2 separate regions of the Mus musculus genome follow, and region 1 is linked to region 2. Evidence: chromatin contacts called from ENCODE Hi-C or POLR2A ChIA-PET data. All regions are on one chromosome and are shown on one strand. The core of a region is the stretch at or near the end of the contact, and the rest is flanking DNA. Distances in the headings are between cores, read along the strand shown.

What was found. Hi-C counts contacts between places; a loop is a spot of excess contacts on that map. ChIA-PET counts read pairs that join two places held with the same protein, here RNA polymerase II (POLR2A).
Region 1: a loop to region 2 is called in a map of gastrocnemius, with 9 times the contacts of the local background. The contact joins the promoter of Tatdn1 here to the promoter of Rnf139 in region 2. A Hi-C loop is called at or near these places in 13 of 37 maps with a recorded cell type or tissue (CH12.LX, T-helper 1 cell, T-helper 17 cell and 5 more). POLR2A ChIA-PET finds 5 or more read pairs at or near these places in 3 of 5 experiments (Patski and embryonic stem cell).

The regions. Positions count from the first base shown.
Region 1 is chr15:58,932,343-58,936,881 of GRCm38, forward strand. Tatdn1 (TatD DNase domain containing 1) reads right to left here and starts at 1,396. Exons shown (of 12, transcript NM_001368428.1): 1 at 1,337-1,396. The coding sequence starts at 1,358. Ndufb9 (NADH:ubiquinone oxidoreductase subunit B9) reads left to right here and starts at 1,459. Exons shown (of 4, transcript NM_023172.4): 1 at 1,459-1,596; 2 at 3,926-4,118. The coding sequence starts at 1,496. It overlaps Gm36559 (a long non-coding RNA gene), which reads right to left and starts at 934. Exons shown (of 2, transcript XR_875364.2): 1 at 1-934.
Region 2 is chr15:58,886,741-58,891,023 of GRCm38, forward strand. Rnf139 (ring finger protein 139) reads left to right here and starts at 2,489. Exons shown (of 2, transcript NM_175226.4): 1 at 2,489-2,754. The coding sequence starts at 2,574. It also overlaps a transcript of Tatdn1 not described here.

The DNA.
Region 1 (4,539 bases), core at 146-2,645, 45 kb after region 2:
CCAGAACACCTAACCTTCACTTCAGGCTTTCTCACAGAGTTTTTGAAAAACCTGCTAACATTCTCCCCACGTTTGCTTTGACTGGCCATAGGCCTCACGTCTCTGGTGTGGAAACTAACTCACGACTAGATTTCTCACAACTCCATATTTAAATACAGTGTCTTGGGAAAATATATTGCTTAAGGTGTCTCTCAGATTTTACTGTATAACCTTAACCACTCTCCTGATTCCACTTTTGAGTGCTCGGAGGATGTCTCTATTTGGATGTCCTTTAACTCACGAATGGACCTAATCTATTAGATCCAGATGGCCTAGGTATTTCTTAACCTGCCATCTTTGGGTCTTCACTTCCCACAACAGGCATGAACAGTCAGTGCTAAATGCTATGCACAACCATCCCATTTCTCTTTTTCTATTCTTTTCCCTGTTTGCAAAACCTGAAATACTTACATTCGTCCCCTTATCTGCCACAAAATCTACAAAACGACTATCAGGGTAACCTCCTCCCTGTCACTTCCCACCCTTAAATAGCAGGGAAAGTCCACAACGACGAGGTTCATACTGAGACTACCCACATCGGTATCCCAGAAGGCAAGACTCTTTCCGTACAACTGGCACTCAAAGATTTGCTGAAAAGCCTTCATTGGAACGCCACTCCCAATAGAAGTGAAATTTAAGTAATCGAGACTTTAGGGTTCCAAGTTATCCTTCCAACCCTGACTCTTACAATGTCCCCCATTTTGAATCCTTGCCGCACTCTCCAGCTGTCGGATGGATCGTGGAACTTGCGAGGCGACACAATTTGCCACCCCCTCCCGTCTGAGGACTCCCGTTTATGTCTAGATGGCCTGTGAGCAGGACTTGGCCACATTCCCGGGACTCAATGTCAAGCCTCCCAGAGTTGTCTGTGGTATGAAGGGATGACTGAGTGAACCGGTACCTTGGAGGGACTGTCAGGCCGGCCATGTAGAAGAGTTCACGAAAGACAGAAGAAAAGTGATTGGCTTGGGGGGCGGTGCTTTTTGAGAGATGGGAGGACTCGGGGACTAGCCCATGCTAGGCGATCAGTCTACGGCTGAAGCACACCCCACACCTATTCCTCTCTTTCCAGTTGAATTAAACACACACAAAAAAAGCACAAGTCACAATGATTCATTGCCCGGGAATGCTCATAAATGAACATGCACTAGGGAAACCATCCTCCAGCAAGAACCAGATCAGTCATTGCCAGCACGCGAGGCCTCCGGGCATCTTCCGTGCCCTGGAAAGGCCATGCCGCGAAAAGGGGACCCGGGACTGTCAGCGAGGCTCACGACCAAGACAAACCTGCCCTTACCCACGAACTTGAAGAGACTCATGACGGCGCGGCAGGCTCCTCCCAGGGAAAAGCGGAAGTGGCTCAGAGCACGCTCGTCCTTCCGGTTCCGCCTCACAACCGCCCGCTTCCGGGTTCCCGGCAGCCCCCGCGGCGGCCGCTGAAGGTGAGCCGGACGCTATGGCGTTCTGCGCTCCCCCGGCCTACCTGACCCACCAGCAGAAGGTGCTGCGGCTGTATAAGCGCGCGCTGCGCCACCTCGAGTCATGGTGTATCCACAGGTGGGGAGAGGGGACCCGGGGCTCGGGGACGGAAGCCGAGGGGCCCCGTGGGCCAGGCTGATCAAGGACTTGGGGGACACAGTGAAGGGAGCCCGCCCTTGAACCCGGGTCCCGATGCAGTCCTCTCTGCTTGATCTGGCGGAGATGATTGTGTGGGGCGCAACCAGGACCCAGCGTAGAAAGTTGCATGAAGAAATAAAAAGTACCTAGGACTGTCATTGTCATGGATCTAAAGCTAACGTTTTTATGACTCTGTCGTCCCTAACCTTAACAGTAATTTGTCCATTATCTTTAGTTTGCAGAGTAACTCAGATATTAGTGATTATTTTAGCCTGATTTTACAGATAAGCAGGCTCATTCTATTCCACCTCCTACGTCATTTTATTTCTTTAACCATTGTTACTAGTCTTCTCGTTAAGTCTCATACGGTGGCATATGTTGGGGGAGACAGATATTCTCCATTACATTATGAGTTTGAGGCTAGGCCAAAAAAAAAAAAATACCCTTCTTACAAACAAACAAACAACAATATAGTGTTAAAACGTGTAGACTTTCATGACCTAAAAGAAATGCAAGGGGCAGTGACAACCGAAGATGTGTAAGTCCCATACCGCTACACTCTTACCCTAAAACCTAATCCCACAAGGAGGACTTCCAAGAAAAAGATGGAAAATCAAGTAACCCTGTAAGACCTGCAGAGGGTAACCCTGGAATCCTAGGATACAAGTTTGTGGTTACATCTCTTTGTTATGCAGGCTGGTGCAGTGTACAATGCTGAACAGTTGCTAGCTTCTTTCCTAAGTTTTTCTTATTTATTTAACAGAATTTGCAATTCAGCGTCCATTCTGGATGGCAAATAAATGACAGTTAACCCTTGATTTTGAGCTGCAATCCCATGGATTAACGGGGAACGTGACGGGGAAACTCAGAAGGAACAGTGTTACTGAAGAAGTTAAGACTTCAAGAATCCAGACAGTGTTATAGTACAGTTGGAGATATTAGGGCTCATATTCATGGAGGGAATAATCAAACTAGCTACTATGACAGCACTAACAGATTTGAAAGCTGACATCTTTTCTTAGTCCTTGTCCGCATCAGTTCCCTTAAAACAAAACAAACAAAAAAACCCGTGTTGATATCACCTGTGTGACAACCTTGCCTTCCTCCTTGTTGGGACAGCACTGCTGGCATGCTAGGCCAGCTGGCCTGTAAACTTGTGGGCATCTGTCACATCCTGTCGTCCTGAGGAGGGGTGCTGGGACCACTGATGTGTGCTCCCATGTCTAGCTTTACGTGGGTTTTAGGACTCCAAACTCGGTCCTAATGCTTGCATGGTACTTTACCTACTGAGCCACATCCCCCTAGCCCTCATTTGTCTTCTAGGACATTCACTGGTTCCGCCTAAGGCTCTGTCTTAGGCACTGTGTCTCCTTAGGATGTCCTCAGTGTTGGTGCTTGAATTAGCTGTATTTCTAGTTGTCTATGAGGTCATCTGCTATCTACTAAACTGAGTTTATCCAAATTCTTTAAAACCAAGCTTTTTTTTTTTTTAATTCCTCATGCTGATTATATTCTCAAATTTCCAGCTAATGACATTACTAGCAATTCAGCTGTCTAGGTGACCTCAAGGGTTCCCTAGTTCCCCTTCTGCCTCTAACACACATCCTCATACATTGGACCTTATTGGACACTGCTTTTTGTAAATTTTTTTTTTTTTTTTTTGGTGTAATGACTGTTGTATCACTGAGAACTTGAAACCTGCCAACCACTTTGTGAAGTGTACTTTTGTATATATGCTCTTGAAATGTGTATGTCAGCCTTTCCATTAAGTAACTCTCCCAGACTATACAGCTCGTTTAGCAGTAGTCTAGAGAGGCTCCCTCTCATGACTTGGTGGTCTGGATGGGTATTTTGTTTTGTTTTCTTGGGTCTTGTCTGACAGCGACACGGGTCTTCCCATCTTTTGCTAGATGCTGTGCCAAATCCTGGAGATGGCACGGGTGATCTAGCAGAAGATGAGAGGACCTGTGGTAGTCGCCAATGAGTGCCTATCGAATGAACCTGCAAAGGTTGTCACCTTTTCCTTTCCTGTCGAAATCCTTAGAGGAGAGAGGATTGCACTTAATGCACCGTGCTGTTACTGATGATGGGGAAGTGGCCCGGCTGTACTAGTTCAGCATCTGTTGCTGTTCCGAGGGCCACGGAGGAAGAGCTCACGGCGGCCTGAAGTTGATGAGGTGCCAGAAAGGTGCTCATCTGGCATGCATTGATAAGTGCTGCCCACTCAAGTAGATAACGGTTCTGATGTCCACACTCATTTCGATTTAAGGGACAAGTACCGGTACTTTGCTTGCTTGATGAGAGCCCGGTTTGAAGAACATAAGAATGAGAAGGATATGATGAGGGCTACCCAGCTGCTGAGGGAGGCAGAAGAAGAATTCTGGCAGAATCAGCATCCTCAGCCGTATATCTTCCCAGACTCTCCGGGGGGCACTTCCTTCGAGAGATATGAGTGCTACAAGGTAGGTGAAGGGTACCTGGCAGGACTCCAGCCTTGTCCCCAGGCCCACACCTCTGCCTTATATACCATGTGCCATTTGAGCCGTGGCCAGATTTTTCCCTGACCGCTGAACTTTTTCCTCTCTTCTTTTCATAAATTCAGCTCTAAGGTTTGGCAGTGTACTTTTGGCAAAGCACAATGCTTAAAGTATTTGGTACATAGCTCATTTGGGGAACTTCAAGTTAGCCAGTTTGGATTGGTACTGAGCATTGCTGAGAGACTCAGGTAATGTTTCCATAACCCTTGGTGTTTAGTAGATGTGAGCCAGAGAGGAGGGACGCCAGCTCTCTTGGACACCTTTAATGTTTCAGCCACATAGCTCTTTAAGGCGTTCTCTCTTATCTCTGGTTTCTGCTTGCCCTCAGCTATTCATTGCTTACAAT
Region 2 (4,283 bases), core at 1,239-3,738:
CCTCAGTTCCCATTCTTCTTCTGAAATTGGCATCATCCATTGGTAGGAAATACAGAAGACCTTGGAAGGGGTGGGGAAGGAGGGAGGCTCAAGTACTTGTCCCTGATTGCTCCCTCCACCTAAGGAAGCCAGGGTACACTAGTAAATTTCCTTCTGACAGCCTAGTCTATTTTTTTCCTTTGCCTGACAAGGCTTGACTGATGGATATCCAGAGAGAAGCTAACATAAGTTTTATACACCCTACTTTTAAAGTACCAGAACTTGGGAGGCAAACACAGGTGGGTGTATAGAAAGCATTTGAGGCCAGCCTGATCTATGTAGCTAGTTCCAAGCTGACTTGAGACCCAGATTTTAAGAAAAAAAAAAAAAAAAAAGCTACTAAGAAGCATTTGAATAATTAATGACAGACAAAAGGCTTTTGACTCATTAATGAGTGTTATCTTTGAACACAGGTATTCTGTGTATATTGCTTGTGTGTCAGTGTGAATATTGTCATAACAGACAAGATAGATGCGTATTAGTTTGTACTTTCAGATCATATTTTATTCTCTATTTTTGAATGGTAATAATACAATTCTCCCCCTCTCTCCTATCACATTTTTACTTTAGTGTTTCTGGACCCTCTTCTCTGTAAGAGCTTCACTCTTTTGACTTTAATTACACTGGGGGCATAATAAGAGAGGGATGAGTAGCTAATTTAATCCCTGAGGTTCCCTATGTAAGATTGTGTCATTCTTTCACTAAGGTTGCCTTCCTCTGGGGACGTTGTCATAGCCACAAGGTTAGTCTCTAGCCATGCAGTTTAGGAAAGTTACCCAGAGTTTCTAGAGTAGATCTGAAAAGGTAACCATCTGGTGGTCTTTTAAAAAATAAAATAAACCAGAGAAAGGTCTTGAGTTAGGATGGTGACAGCGGCTATAGGAAGGATAGGACTCAGTTACAGAATTTGGCTGTGGGTGAAAGAAGCAAAACAAACCGAAGTTTTAAGCTTTAAGATACCATTAGGTTCAAACTCTGGTTTTGATTCTTGTTGGTCTGGGGCATACACAGTCCCACCTGTTAGCACCTTTGTGATCTTGCAATTCGTTTTATCTAAACCAGTCTCAACCTTGATAAAACAGGTAGAGCAAATGCCTATCGTAATAGCTGATATAGAGGCTTTGGTAAAAGAAAACCGGGGCCTACAGTGCCTCGTATACAGATGGAAGAGGGGAAAGTGAGCAAACAAAGCCCAAACCACAAAACTGGGTGGAGGTGCCATCTTCCTGCTCCAAACACCTTCCCCCAAAAGGGTTCTGTTAAAGTCTGATAATTTTATTTACAGACCTCCTCCCTGTGCGGGTGTGGGGTGGAGTGGGAAGGGAGGTCCAACTTCTAGAGTCCTGCTGTAAACTGGCTTGTGCGCTTTGAGCTAGGAGCCCAAGTCAACCAGGCTTCCTGGTTTGCGATTTTGTGTTCCTTAAACCAAAACAGCTAAGTCTACAGTTCAGCCTCTGACCTTACTCTCTTCCTTTGCTGGAGAAGGAACAGAGAAACAACAGCCAGGTCATACCAATTCCACTGATAGGCAAGAAAGAGCGGCGAAAGAATGCGCTCAACTCTGATTAAGGATTTATCCAGGACAAGGATAAATCAAAGACCTCAGAGAGTTCTGGGTTCTTGCTCGTAAGTCAGGCTCCGAAGCCATTAATAAAATGTGCATGACCGTCCACGGGGACAGGGAGGGAGATGTGTAAACAGATGCGAGTGTGTTTTTCTTGGCAACACCTAACAACTCAAGGCCAGTGCCAAGTCTGGCTGGGATCGCCCTGTGCAGCCTCGCAGGTTATTTCCCCTGCCATTCCTCAGGCCTGGCCTCTGGGTGGGGAGAGGCAGGTAGGCAGGGCGGCGTCCTCCAGCTTTTCATCTCCCAAGCAGGACGAGGCGAGTTCAAGGGACACTCACTGGGCTCTACTAGACATTTAACACTGTCGGTGCGCAGTAGCCCAGCATCCCACGCTCGGGGCACGCCAACACCGAGGGGCAGCCACTCACAGGCGCTCGGGCGCTGGGACGCGGCGGGCCGGCGACGCGAGCGCCACCCCGCGGCGAGGCGAGGCGAGGCTAGGCGAGCCGAAGCGGGCGGGGACCATGGCAACGCTCGAGGCTCGCCGGGCCCCGCGTGCTGACGCTGCGCGGCGCGCCGGATTGTGACGCAGGGCCGCGGCGCCGGCTCCGCGTTCTCGAGTGACCGCGGGCGCCGCCTCGGGGGCCTCGCAACGGCAGCAACGGCCGAGGCAGGCGGGGTCAAGATGGTGGCTCCGCTGGCGGGGGAGGCGCTGGAGGGAGGAGGAGCCAGACCCTAGCCGGCCGGAAACACCGACGCCCCGAGGCCTCCCGGCAGCCGCTGCCGCCGCCCCCTGCTCCACCGAGGGACGCGAGCGGGCGGCGGGGCGGGCCGGGCCGGGACACAGGACAGGAGGCGGCCGGGGGCGGAGCCACTTTCGTCGGCGCCCGCCCCGGCCGCGGCCCCGGGCCTCCCCCGCGCCGCCCTGCCTGGCCCGGCCCGCCCAGCCCCGGTGTGGCAGCGGCTCATGGCGGCGGTGGGGCCCCCGCAGCAGCAGGTGCGGATGGCCCAGCAGCAGGTCTGGGCGGCGCTCGAAGTGGCGCTCCGGGTGCCCTGCCTCTACATCATCGACGCCATCTTCAACTCCTACTACGATTCCAGCCAAAGCCGGTTCTGCATCGGGCTTCAGATCTTTCTCCGGCTCCTTGGTAAGGACGGCGTAGGGCTAGCCCGCTGGCCGAGGCGTGCCCTCTCCCAGGCCGACGGGAACGGCAGGGCACTGGTGGCACGCGGCTTGGGGAACCACGGTCTGGTTCCCCAGAGGGCCTTTTGGCGGGGGTGCGGGGACCCGTGGTACTCGTGCCAGCGTTGACAGCTGAGTGGTGCTGGCGGGTCTGTGCCCTGCTCGGTTGGCACCTGGATGGGCGAGGAGAAAGCACGGCTGTGTGAGCATGCGGCTGTCTGTCTGCTGTTTCTCTTGGGGAATGACTGCTGGCTTCCAGCGTCCTATGCGACAGCCCTGGAAAAACAGCTCTCCGGGTCTCGCCGTGTGTGACCTTGGACTTGAGCCAGAGCTTGAGCCCCCTGTCTACCCATTTCACAGTGCAGAATACGTTGTCACTTCTGTGTCTTGGAGTCCACCGGATCGTGAAGTACTTGAGGTAAATGGCCACTCAAGCCATGAATGTCAGTCCTTGAAACCATTTCCAAAAGTCACCGCGAGGAAGGTTATACTTACAACGAACCCCTAAACTCTTTCTATGAGTAAATAATAAGGTGTTGGATGTGACTATGAAAGCTTACCATCCCAGGGTGATGAGACATCTGTGGGAGACTAGAAAGATCAGTCTTCATTTCATATGGATTGAGTGCTAAAAGTATTTTATATTTCACTTTCTATTTCTCTCTGTGCTACATACCAGAAGTGAGAAACACATAAAGAGATCTTTTCCAGATAATTACAGCTTGGCAGGTTTTGTTGATGAGATCATTACGATGAGTTTTTAGGTGGGTTCTTGCTATTGAAAGGTTGGGGGTGCGGGTACCTGGTAGTGAGGTCCTGACCAAGACCTTGAGAAGTGCGAGCGCCTCTGCTGCCTTATTCTCCCAGAAAAGGAGCGTCAATAAAGAAGCAGTTTTGTTCTTGGCAGTAACTCTTCTACATTTGTCTGCTAGAAAGCATTCTCACAGGTTTTACCTAATCCGTCGGTCACTCCTCAAAGGTGGATCGTGTTATTTAGACTTTACAGGTGAGGAAATGAGGTTGGAGAAGTTAGGTGTTTGGTTTCTGGTGCACAGCTGGTGTTTGCCAGAGCGTTAGAAAGGCTTCTGGTGTTCAGGGATGGTTCCCTTTTGTTCTTCCTCAGTGTGCGGAGATGCAGTACCCAGCGCTGTGACCCCGCAGTGCTCACCTTAAAGTTAACAAGAAAGAAAAAGTGGTGGTGATACTCTTCAAGCACAGGGCTTAGTGTCATCTACTGGGGATACAAGTTAGTCGTTCTGCTCTTCTTTATTAAAGCCACTTCCACCATTCTCTGTGTTCGAGAGGAGTCTGCATAGTCATCTCAGAGATAGTACATACAGCCACTGCCTTGAATGTCTTCATGGCATAATAACCGCAGATTCTGGCAACTTTGGGGGGACCTGAGGATTTAATGCATTTCCTGTTGGAGTACTCGACACTAGGTAGATTTATAGAAAGGAGTTTTCTTAAGTCACTTACGGTAAAAACATTTAA